4 separate regions of the Homo sapiens genome follow, and regions 2, 3 and 4 are each linked to region 1. The links are chromatin contacts, found by Hi-C or POLR2A ChIA-PET in ENCODE. All regions are on one chromosome and are shown on one strand. Each heading gives the region's core, a stretch centred on a gene start or an enhancer-like site at or near the end of the contact. The rest is flanking DNA. Distances are from core to core; before and after follow the strand shown. Region 1 overlaps PPP4R3A (protein phosphatase 4 regulatory subunit 3A). Region 2 overlaps TRIP11 (thyroid hormone receptor interactor 11). Region 3 overlaps TC2N (tandem C2 domains, nuclear). Region 4 has its middle 16 kb from the start of GPR68.

Region 1 (2,895 bases), core at 287-2,786:
TCCATACCCATACCTTAGTAGGATAGAATTACTGTGCCTAATACTGTAGCTATAGCAACAAAATACAAACAAACTTGTTGGGGGTAAGGATTGTGTTAATTGATATTAACACTGAACTGGATCTGTTATAGTTGATTGGTTTAGTGTTTATAACTTGGCTCAATAAAACCTATTAGGTGATGGAGGGAAACCCAATAGACTAGGAATAAACCTAGTATTGTGTCTTTTATTTATTGTCTTACTGAGCCCTCAAGTTGAAAGACTTTCCGGTGTTCTAGCCTCTATAGCCTACTTATCTCTTTGGGAATATGGTATTGGGGATGAGAGCTGGACTTCCTAGACCAAAACTGTGATATGGCTGAAAAGAGAGTTTCAGGGGATACTTCCCTCTAATATCCTGAATAGACCAGAAAAACATTTCCCAACACTAGAAGCTTCTAGTGTGTCCTGTTTTAGCCAGAACTTTGGAAGGGAGTACGTCAAACCTTTTTTTCCCTCTTTCTTATTATCCTGATCCTGTAAACACTACTAAGAGAGTTTTGAAGAAAATGTAAAAGAGACTGGTACTTGAGAAATAATTGCTATTAGGGATTAGGTGGCTGACAATGTCATACCACTGCACTGCCGTGTTTTTTGTTTTAGTGACTGTAAAAATCAGGCGTGTGTTTCTTGAAAGCACAACTTGAATAACAACCTCAATCCCCTGTGCTATGTGTTTCTGACTTCTTAAACTTAAAAAAACTTTTGAATTGCAGTATAATACATCAAAAAGGTACACAAATCATAAGTATTCAATTTGATGAATTTTCAAAAAATAACCAGCACACCATTGAAAAAACAACATAACCACTACTCTGGAAGCCTACTTCAGGTTCCTCCCCAGTCACTATCCTACCCAGAGAAAACTGCTAGCCTAATGATAGGTTAATTTTGCCACTTTGTGAGCTTTGTGTAAATTGAATTCTATGGTTTATACCTTTGTCTCAGCTGTCTTTTACTCAGGTTTGTAAAATATCTGTTGTGTTTACTCTTTGATTCATATATTAACATTGTTCGTGGTATCCATTGTATGAATATTTATACTTTACAGTTTACCTTTTTGTGTGTGTGTGTGTGTTTTGTTTTGTTTTTTTGAGACTGGGTCTTGCTCTGTTGCCTAGGCTGGAGTGCAGTGGCATGATCTTGGCTCACTGCAACCTGCATTTCCAAGGCTTAGGCAATCCTCCCACCTCTGCCTCCTGAGCAGCTAGGACTACAGGCGTGCGCTGCCACACTTGGCTAATTTTTAAAATTTTTTTATAGAGACAAGGTCTCACTATATTGCCTAGGCTGCACTCCACCTGTTTTTTGTTTTTTTTTTAACAGTATTTACATACTATATAATTCACCAATTCAAAATGTACAATTCATTGTTTTTTAGTATAATCACAGGTTTGCAACCATCACCACAATCTAATTTTAGAACATTTTGTCTCCTCTGAAAAAAATCATGTGCCCATTAGCAATCACTACCCACTTTCACTTCCTCCCAGCCCTAAACAACCACTAATCTATTTTCTGTCTCTAAATTTACCTATCTGGACTGGGAATGTGCCTGTAGTCCCAGCTACTCAGGTGGCTGAGGCAGGAGAATTGCTTGAACCCAGGAGGCAGAGGCTGCAGTGAGCTCAGATCACGCCACTGCACTCCAGCCTGGGCGACAGAGAGACTGTCTAAAAAAAAACATACACACACACACACACACACACATTATGTATCTGGACATGTGGTATTTTATGATGGGCTTCTTTAATTTCATATGTTTTCAAGGTTTATACATATTGTAATGTGTTAGGTTTTCATTACTCTGTGTAGCTGAGTATATGCCACATTGAATTTATCTGTTCATTTTTTGCTGTTGTAAATAACCTTGCTGTGAATATAAATGTACAAGTTTTTGTCTGGGCATGTATTCATTTCTCTTGGATATATACCGAGAAGGGAAATTGCAAGGTAACTGCTTAACTTTTGAAGGAACTGCCAAACTTTTCCAAAATTGATGCCTCATTTTATATTCCCAGAAGCAATGTATGAAGCTTCCCATTTCTCTACAGCCTTGTCACCGCTTGTTATTGTCTTGTCTTTGATTGTAGACATTCTAGTGGGTACTAAATGGTATCTCATTTGTGGTTTTGGTTTTTGTTTTCATTTGAGACAGAGTCTCTGTCGTCCAGGCTGGGGTGCAGTGGTGCAATCCTGGCTCACTGCAACCTCCACCTCCCAGGTTAAAGTGATTCTCCTGCCTCAGCCTCCTGAGTAGCTGGGTTTAAAGACATGCACAACGATGCCCAGCTAATTTTTTGTGTGTCTTTAGTAGAGATGGGGTTTCACCATTTTGGCCAGGCTGGTCTCGAACTCCTGACCTCAAGTGATCCACCTGCCTCAGCCTCCCAAAGTGCTGGTATTATAGGCGTGAGCCACCGTGCCTGGCCCTTATTTGTGGGTTTGATTTGCATTTCCTTAATGACTAATGCTGAGCATCTTCTCATATGCTTACTAGTTTTTTGTATATCCGTTTTGGATAAATTTCTATTCAAATTCATTGCCCACATTTTAATATTGAGTTGTAAGAGTCCTTTATATATTCCGGATACAAGTCCTTTACCAGATATATGCTTTCCAAATCTTTTCTCTCATTCTGTGGGCTTTCTTTTTACTTGATGGTATTGTTTGCAGCACAAACAAATTTTTAATTGTGATGCCCAATTTTTTCTTTTATATAGGTTGTACTTTTGTGCAGTTTTAACTTTTAGAGAAGCGTTTCCTAGTTGGGTCCTATGCCATTAGAGATCTTGCATCTTCTGAAATATAATTTGTTAAAGTAATGCAATTCTTTCACTCTATTTTACTTTTGTA
Region 2 (2,895 bases), core at 101-2,600, 480 kb before region 1:
AGTTGAAAATAATTGAGTTAAAAGACAAAGCAGGGCTGGGCACGGTGGCCCATGCCTGTAATCCCAGCACTTTGGGAGGCTGAGGCAGATGGATCACTTGAGGTCAGGAGTTGGAGACCAGCTTGGCCAACATGGTGAAAGCCTGTCTCTACTAAAAATACAAAAAAATTGGCCAGGTGTGGTGGCACATGCCTGTGATCCCAGCTACTCAGCAGGCTGAGGTGCAAGAAACGCTTGAACCTTGGGAGGCAGAGGTTGCAGTGAGCAGAGGGTGTGCCACTGCACTACAGCCTGGGTGACAGAGCGAGACTCTGTCTAAAAAAACAACAACAAAAAAGACAAAACAGATGCTTGTAAAGCTTAACCTCAAATTGCAAATAGTATAATATCTTTTAAAAATATATTATTTGGGCCGGGTGCGGTGGTTCACACTCGTAATCCCAGCACTTTGGGAGGCTGAGGTGGGTGGATCACTTGAGGTCAGGAGTTCAAGACCAGCCTGGCCAACATGGAGAAACCCCGTCTCTACTAAAAATACAAAAATTAGCCAGGCGTGGTGGCAGGCGCTTGTTATCCCAGCTACTCGCGAGACCGAGGCAGGAGAATTGCTTGAACCTGGGAGGTGGAGGTTGCAGTGAGCTGGGGCGCCACTGTACTCCAGTCTGGGTGACAGAGTAAGACTCTGTCTCAAAAAAAAAAAAAAAAAAAAAAAATATATATATATATATATATATAATATACATATAAAATTTGATGTTAAAAGTGATCTTGTATAACTTGAAATTCTGTAATAAAAAAGATCTAATTTCTAGCTTTTGCTTTGATTATATTTAATTAAATGAAGAGGTTAAATTTCCTTATTAGGTTTAATATTGTATCAGATTTAAATTTAGTTTTAAGGTATCCAGATGCAGATAAGACACCAGATGCAATTTATTTATTGACATATATATATGTATGTGAAATCATCTTTCTAACATTTTTTTCTTCCTTCTGTTGACTCCTTGGCCTCAAAGATGACAAACATGCAAAATGGAGGGGGGAAAACCTCACAAAATATTAACATTAAACAGAGTAATATATGTGATACTGATTCAGGCTAGATTGAAATATGAACTTTTTAGTTATTTTAAGAAATTGGATGATAAGTACTAATGCTTTATGTAGCACTTTACTATTTAGAAAAGTCACATTTGATCATTCAGTTGATTCTATCAAATTCTTTGAGATAAGCATGTTCATTTTACAAAATAGGCAACAAAGTCTGGCCCTGGTGATAGGACCATGATTCATATCCACTTCTGACTCTCAAGTTCTGTGTTCCTTTTTTTTCTCAGTCAGGTGACTGTTCAGTAAATCTGACTTGGATCTTGCCTACAGGAGCTTACTCATGAAATATCCAAATGACTTTGTAAGCAGTATGATTCATTTTAAGATGTAGTATGATTCATTTTAAGATGTTCTCTGAAGGCAGCATTGTAGTGTACTGTCATTAATTACAAATGAAATGTAAAATTATGATGTGCCAATTTGTTGCAATCAATTACATTTTATGTTCAATTTTTATTTTAAACCAAATGTTGAAGACCATGGCACCATGTCTAGGTGTTCCAGAGAAGAGACTCTGATATGGCAAGTTTTACTATGTCACAGATGTAGAGTAACTCTTTCTCCAAACTAGACTAAATCTCAGTTGCTTTATTGCTGAACTTTTAAAGTTCCCCCCTCCACCTTTTTTTTTTTTTAACTTCCAAAAAATTATTTTGGCATGTGAGATTATTTCACAGAAATATTTTATTTGGCTTAAAACTCATTTCTGAATAACCATATTTTCCCTGCCCATATAAATACAGTTCTGATTTCAAATTGTGGTTTGAATTAGGGTTCAGTTTTTGTAGAGAAATATTCAGAATCTCTGATGGGAGGAAAATAAGGGTGCTTGAAGAAAAAGAGGCATCTGTAGGGACCTTTGTAGTAGGTGTTTGACTTTCTTTTCCTTTCCAAACCCCTCATAGTTAATACCATCCTTCTAGCACCGTCCCTTAAATTCTGAGTTTTTCCCCCTAGACTCAAATATCAGAGTACATTCTAACTACTGCTTGAGTTTGCAACAGCCCTTTGCATTCCACATCACATTAGCTCAGGGACAAACTGTATGTTCTGATAGTGAGTTTAGGAAATTTTAACCCTGTCATTTTCGCCTTAAGGATGTTTTGACTCTACCTTTCTGAATACAGAGACTTTAATAAAAACCATACCAATCTTAGTAAGTTTTCATCAAGAAAGTATTTTTGATTTGGACTTCTACGCAGTTTGATTTCTTGATCAGTTTTTCATAGAGCAAAGTTAAAATTTTCTACTTTATTTTACTAAAATTTTTATCAGGCTCAGCTCTGCTTTGTGAATTTTACTCTGAAGATGTCTGTCATTTCACTTTCTCTCTCTCTCTCTCTTTTTTTTTTTTTTTTGGAGACAGGGTCTCGCTCTGTTGTCCAGGCCGGAGTGCAGTGGCACAATCTGAGGTCACTGCAATATCTGCCTCCTGGGCTCAGGCGATCCTCCCGCCTCAGCCTCCTAAGTAGCTGGAATTACAGGTTCATGCCGCCACACCCGACTAATTTTTGTATTTCTTGTAGAGACAGGGTTCTGCTATGTTGCCCAGGCTGGTCTCAAACTCCTGAGCTCAAGCAATATGCTTACCTCGGCCTCGCAAAGCACTGGGATTACAAGCGTGAGCCACTGCGCCCAGCCTCTCTTTTTAAAATAAGAGATAGTATAGAGTAGTGTTATATCCTGGTTATGTTCTAAAAGCAGTACTGTCCAGTAGGAATATACTGTGAGCCACGTGCAATTTTAAATTTTTTAGTGGCCATGTTAAAACAGTAAAAAGCTATA
Region 3 (2,895 bases), core at 149-2,648, 340 kb before region 1:
CAATGGCATGATCCTGGCTCACTGCAACTTCTGCCTCCCGGGTTCAAGCGATTCTCCTGTCTCAGCCTCCTGAGTAGCTGGGATTATAGGTGCATGCCGCCATGCCTGGCTAATTTTTTGTATTTTTAGTAGAGACGGGTTTTTACCATGTTGGCCAGGCTGGTCTCGAACTCCTGACCTCAGGTGATCCACCTGCCTCAGTCTCCCAAAGTGCTGGGATTAACAGGCATGAGCCATTGCACTCGGTCTAAAAATGGATTTCTGTAATAGAAGCTCTTTATATATTCTGGATGTGAATCCCTTGTCAGTTATGCACGTGGCACATTTCTTTTTCTCCAAGTGAGCAGCCTGTCTTTTACTTTCTTTATAGTGTCTTTTGATTAACACGTTTTATATATAGTTGAATATAGTTGACTCTGTCAACTTTTTGTTTTATGGTTTGTGCTTTTGGCATCTTGTTTAACAAATCTTTACCTTCCCTGAGATTATAAAAATATAGTCTGATATTTTCTACTAAAAGCAGGGGGGTATATGGGAAATCTCTGTACCTTCTCAATTTTACTGTGATTCTAAAACTACTCTAAAAAAGAAAATCTATTTAAAAAGTTGCCTTTCATATTTGTGTCCTTAATCCATGTAGAACTGATTTTTGTATGGTGTGAAGTGGGGGTCCAGTTTCTTTTTTTCCCATATGGCTAATCAGTTTTTCCCAGCATTATAGAACTGAATATTCTGTTTTTCATTTCAGTGATCTACAAGTATCATAGATCAAGTTTCCATACATGTGTGGTCGTTTCCAAGCTACTCTTTCTAAAACAGATCTGTTTATGTATCTTACCACAGTCTTATTTACTTTAGCTGTTTAAAGAACCTTGATACTTGAGAGAACAAGTTATCCACCCATGCTTCTTTTAAATTAGACTGCTCCTCAAATTAATGTTTAATTTTTTTCTTTTTAAAAAGTAATAAAATGTGTTATTTAATTCTTAAATATCTACTGTAATCACCTGAAGTCATAAATAATACTGAAGCTACTCTAATGTAGACTATATCAGGCTGCAAATCCTTTCCTAACTTACTAGAATTAATTTTAACTTGAAAAATAAATATAGGATTTGCATTTTGGGAACAGTGTAAGTTGTGAGGTATTGGACAACCTTAGCTGAGAACAGCTAAGAATGCTGTATTTAAAAAAACAATTCAAAAGATAGGAATTAACATGCCAAAATCTAAGAGAAAGCTAAACGTATGAGAGACTAAAGGAGCCTTTAAGTCTTACTTGCCTTGAGAGCATTTGCTAAACAGGGGAAACTTGATGCATTTGAATAGGCACTTGGTATATTTGCATGTCACCAAGGATAGTTGGAAGTCAGCCCAGGGCTCATTCAATGTAGGCTAAGAGGCTAATTCTGGGACCACAAAGGGCTGTGATGTCACGAGAAGGGCGAAAAACTCACTCTACCTCCTTGAAGGGAGTGCAAGGAAAGTTGTCTTGATGCCAGGTAAAACAAGAAAGGAAAAAAATCCTGTCCTTGGGAAGTTGTGACCACCAAACAGACCATGGGGAGAAGTTTTATATTACCTTGGTGGTCAAAAATATTTCAAGATGTAAATTTAAAAAATCATTTCTTTTTTGAGATACTAACATACCATAAAATTCACCCCTTTAAAATGTACAATTCAGTGGGGTTTTTTTTTGTATATTCATTTAGCTGTGCAACTATCACTATATAATTCTAGAACACTCTTGTCACCCTCCTAAAAAAACCTTGTACCCATTAGCAGCCATTCCCCATTTGCCTCTTCCTTCTCAGTCACTGGCAACCACTAATCTGTTTTCCATTTCTGTGGATTTGCCTATTCTGGCCATTTCATGTAAATGGAATCACACAATATGTGGTCTTTTATGTCTCACTTCTTTCTTAGCATAATGTTTTCAAGATTTATCTGTGTTGTAGTGTGAATCAGTACTTCATTTGTTTTTATGGTTGAATAGTATTCCATCATATGGCTGTATACCACATTTTGTTTTCTCATTCATCAATTGATGGACATTTGGATTTGTTTCTACTTTTTGGCCATCATGAATACTGCTGCTGTGAACATCTGTGTAAAATGTTTTTGTGTGGAAATATGTTTTCTATGCTCATAGGTATATTTACTTAGGATTAGAATTCCTGGGTCATATGGTAGCTCTGTGTGAAGTGTTTGAGGAATTGCCAAAGTGTTTTCCAAAACAGCTGCACCATTTTACATTCTCATAAGCAATTTATGAGGGTTCCAGTTTCTCTACAGCCACACCAACACTTATTTTTTGTCTGTCTTTTTGATTAGTGTGTGTGAAGTGGTATCTCATTATGGTTTTGATTTGCATTTTCCTAATGATCAGTGGCATTGAGCGCTTCTTAATGTGTTTATTGGCCATTTGTCTGTCTTCTTTGCAGGAATGTCTAATTCTTTTGTCCATTTTAGAATTGGGTTATTTGTCAACGCATGAATTGAAAATGGTCTGGTAAACAAATGCAGATATTCTCTGGAGTATACTTTCATTTTTAGCTTAAAAAGTTCTACCAGTACAGTTTCATGGTCAATGAATAATTCATTGTCAAAGATAACCAGCTGTACAAGGAAGTAGGACATCCTGAGCAAGAATTGGCAGAATGATAGAACCTCGAAATAAACCTACAAAAGCTTGAAAAACCAGTCATAGATCATTAAGATAACTATACTGGGCTGAGTTTAAGTAAATAAAAGACAGATTTAAAGATATGTTCAGAGATCAGGAGTCTAAAAAGTGACAGAGCTACACAGCAGGTTGAAAAAAGAACTAAATGTAATTTCTACTAATGAAAAATGCAGTAATAAAACTCATCTTTCAGCTTAACTACTAATTAG
Region 4 (2,895 bases), core at 164-2,663, 270 kb after region 1:
ACAGCCAGCTAATTTTCGTATTTTTAGTAGAGAAGAGGGTTTCACCATGTTGGCCAGGCTGGTCTCAAACTCCTGGCCTCAAGTGATCCACCTGCCTTGGCCTCCCCAGGATTACAGGCATAAGCCACCACATCCAGCCCTAAACTTAAGAGGTTTTAAGCACCCACCCCTCTGTACCTTCCTCTAAACAAAATCCACTTCTTCAAATGCGATGCCTGGAATGTGAAGTGAGAGCAAGTCTGTCTGACCTGCCCCATGGAGAACAGGCCCATTTTCCTCTCTGCTTCTTTACTTCTGGTGAGAAATCTTATTGCTGACACACATTGAGTTTATGTGAATTGCTGGTAAGCCACATCCTCCTCTCCACCTTGCCTAGAGGAAGTGGTTTTTCGAATCTGAGTTAGACCTCATCGTGCAGCCAGTGGAAGCCACAGGGAGTGGGCAGGATGTAGCAGAATGCAGTGGGCTGGACCAAGTCGGGGCTGGTGGTCAGCAAAGCCCGTGCAATGAGGGGCAAGGAACAACCTCAGAGGAATGCCTTTCCCTGCTGAGTGACGGAGGGGCCAGAGGACCTCCAGGGGACTAAGGAGCCCTGACCTGCTTAGCTGGCTCACTTGTCTTTGATCCATCTCCTGCAGGGTCTGTGTGGCTCATTCTCCCCTCAAGGTGCCAAGGTCTCCAGCCTGCCCTTGTTATCCATGGAGCATCCTATGCACTGTTCACCAGGATTACCTCCCCTCAATGTTCTTGGAAATGCCCAGTGATGCTCCTATGTCCCACAAATCCATTCTGGTTGGCACCAGGCCCATATCTCGCCTTAAATCACCCCATCATTCCCTGCATGTCATCTCCTATCTCCCTGTAACTAGCTTCTGCAGGCTGCAGCCACACTCACCATGGCCACCCCATGGATACAGGTGCTTCCTCAAAGCACAGTCAAGGCTAGGATAAAAGAGGAAAGCTGAGCAAAACTACTAAAGGTCTGAGCAGGAATCCTACAGTGGAATGGACAAGCATCAAAACTGGATCCTGGAATGCAGAGCTCCTGTGGTCCTTGGGCTGGGCCCTGCTAAGGGGTCTTCTCCCTTGCATCAGAGCCCCTGATGTTGGACCACAGGCCTGCCTCTCCCTGTAGCGGGGTCAGGGGTTTGGATGTGTCACTGAGTCTAGGACCCTTATTCTCAGCTTTCTCTGGGCTCAACCTGGTGTCAGCCTCTTTACCAAACAACTGAAATCCTCTCCCCATGAATTTCTGCCCACAGTGAAGACAACCCATTACATGGTTATGCCTCAGACTCCTCCATGCCAGAAGAGAACCCTGCTGTTACTACTGCAAAACCAAAGACCCATTTGTGTCTTCCCCCAAAACATGAGTCAGAAGCGTGCTGGCAGCTTTACCATGGTGAGGGCTTCTCTCTTCTAGCCATCAAGATTGCAGAAACGTCGGGGTACAATCTCAATCAGAGGCCCTCGCTACATGGAACTCTGCAGTCCCAAATCAGGGACAAAAATCCTAATTGGAGGACATGTGGTCAGGGAGGCTGCAGAGCTGAGGTGGCTTCACTGAGCCGTGAGATGCCGCAGATCCCCATGTGGCTGAGTTCTCAGGATGCTGGAGGTGTCAGCCCTGCTGCCGCACCAGCACTGAGCACAGCCCCTGCCTGTGGGAACTCCCCTAGAATGACAAAGGGAGACCTGGAGAGCCCCAGCCCCAGCAACTTCCGCCCAGGGCTGCATCATGCCCCTGCATAGGGAGAACTGAAGTCAGTCCCAGAACCACTGTGCTACATCCTCACGCTTAACTGCTGTGTGTACAATGCGGGGTTCATTTCTACCCTCTGTGTTCTATTCTCACAACTGTTGCTCCTTAAAGAATGAAACTAGACCTGTTTAAGGAAATGAATGAAAATTAAGCAGGTTCAACAAACATTTGGGGCCATGGCTGCGAAGCTGGACTCCCCTGATCTGGGTGAGTCAGCCGTCACTCAGCAGTGCAACCAGCACAGGATATTGTAAGAGTGTAATGGGACACGGTCAGTGACTCAGTTTCTAATGTTGTTGGGCACTGTGCAGTGGGAGCTTGTGAAAGAGATAAGGGCAAGTGACTGGAGTTGTTCAGGAGGACTCTGAGCCGCCTGAGCACTGGAGAGGCCTGACCCACCCACAGGGTGAGGCTGCCCTCCTATGCAAGAGGTTAAAGGGTCTGGGCTCAGGGGGTGCAGGGGAGCAGACAGAGAGGAGGTGGAATAGTGTTAGGGGTGAGGTGAGGGGCAGCAATGGTGATAAATGTTAGGCTCTTCAAAGGACCTTTTGCCTTAGTAAACAAAATGCTGTTCTTTTGCCTTAGTAAACAAAATGCTGTTTGGAAAAAAAAGCATTTCAAAGGTATAAATATTTTGGTGGTGGTAGGAGTAAATCTTCTGTAAAACCCAAGAACTTTGTAAATATATATTCCACATTTGCACATTTTACCATTTTCTTTTTTTCCTTTTTTGAGACTAGCTCTTGCTCTGTCACCCATGCTGGAGTGCAGTGGTGTGATCACAGCTCACTGCAGCCTCGAACTCCCAGGCTCCAGTGATCCTCCCACCTTAGCCCCATGAGTAGCTGGGACTACCGGAGCATACCACCATGCCTGGCAAATTTTAAAAACTTTTTTTGTAGAGATGGGATTTCACTATGTTGTCCAAGCTGGTCTCAAACTTCTGGGCTCAAGGGATCCTCCTGCCTTGGCCTCCCAAAGTGTTGAGATCACAGGTGTGAGCCACCATGCACGGCTGCCTGACTATGCCCTAATGATAACAGTACCCCCTCATCCACGTGGAGTATGTTCCAAGATCCCCAGTGGATAGTACTGAACTCGACTGCTGTCAGTTGGAACACGTTTCTGTTCAC

Evidence for each region. Hi-C counts contacts between places; a loop is a spot of excess contacts on that map. ChIA-PET counts read pairs that join two places held with the same protein, here RNA polymerase II (POLR2A). Pooled maps may share reads with other maps.
Region 2: a map with no recorded cell type shows a loop between it and region 1 (2.6-fold over the local background). The contact joins two enhancer-like sites. A Hi-C loop is called at or near these places in 8 of 168 maps with a recorded cell type or tissue (A673, B cell, CD4-positive, alpha-beta T cell and 4 more), 6 of 37 single-sample maps with no recorded cell type and 13 of 50 pooled maps. POLR2A ChIA-PET finds 5 or more read pairs at or near these places in 5 of 52 experiments (B cell, CD4-positive, alpha-beta T cell, T-cell and 2 more).
Region 3: a pooled map shows a loop between it and region 1 (18-fold over the local background). The contact joins two enhancer-like sites. A Hi-C loop is called at or near these places in 1 of 168 maps with a recorded cell type or tissue (CD8-positive, alpha-beta T cell), 4 of 37 single-sample maps with no recorded cell type and 2 of 50 pooled maps.
Region 4: a map with no recorded cell type shows a loop between it and region 1 (12-fold over the local background). The contact joins two enhancer-like sites. A Hi-C loop is called at or near these places in 1 of 37 single-sample maps with no recorded cell type and 2 of 50 pooled maps. POLR2A ChIA-PET finds 5 or more read pairs at or near these places in 3 of 52 experiments (SK-N-SH, activated B cell and activated T-cell).

Annotation. Positions count from the first base shown.
Region 1 is chr14:91,494,157-91,497,051 of GRCh38, reverse strand. All of the region lies in intron 1 of PPP4R3A (protein phosphatase 4 regulatory subunit 3A), which reads left to right. Among named protein-coding and RNA genes, the nearest start is that of PPP4R3A, 15 kb to the left of the region's middle. RefSeq lists enhancers at 1,353-1,562, 2,044-2,193. Within about 2 kb of position 1,536, at least 5 of the 41 ENCODE cell types and tissues checked have a DNase peak (open chromatin) inside an H3K27ac peak, as active enhancers do.
Region 2 is chr14:91,978,831-91,981,725 of GRCh38, reverse strand. All of the region lies in intron 16 of TRIP11 (thyroid hormone receptor interactor 11), which reads left to right. Among named protein-coding and RNA genes, the nearest start is that of FBLN5, 33 kb to the right of the region's middle. Within about 2 kb of position 1,350, at least 2 of the 41 ENCODE cell types and tissues checked have a DNase peak (open chromatin) inside an H3K27ac peak, as active enhancers do.
Region 3 is chr14:91,829,459-91,832,353 of GRCh38, reverse strand. All of the region lies in intron 1 of TC2N (tandem C2 domains, nuclear), which reads left to right. Among named protein-coding and RNA genes, the nearest start is that of TC2N, 37 kb to the left of the region's middle. RefSeq lists a silencer at 2,602-2,802. Within about 2 kb of position 1,398, at least 7 of the 41 ENCODE cell types and tissues checked have a DNase peak (open chromatin) inside an H3K27ac peak, as active enhancers do.
Region 4 is chr14:91,227,414-91,230,308 of GRCh38, reverse strand. No RefSeq gene overlaps it. Among named protein-coding and RNA genes, the nearest start is that of GPR68, 16 kb to the left of the region's middle. RefSeq lists enhancers at 476-525, 1,073-1,162, 1,223-1,542, 1,573-1,852, 1,863-1,922. Within about 2 kb of position 1,413, at least 11 of the 41 ENCODE cell types and tissues checked have a DNase peak (open chromatin) inside an H3K27ac peak, as active enhancers do.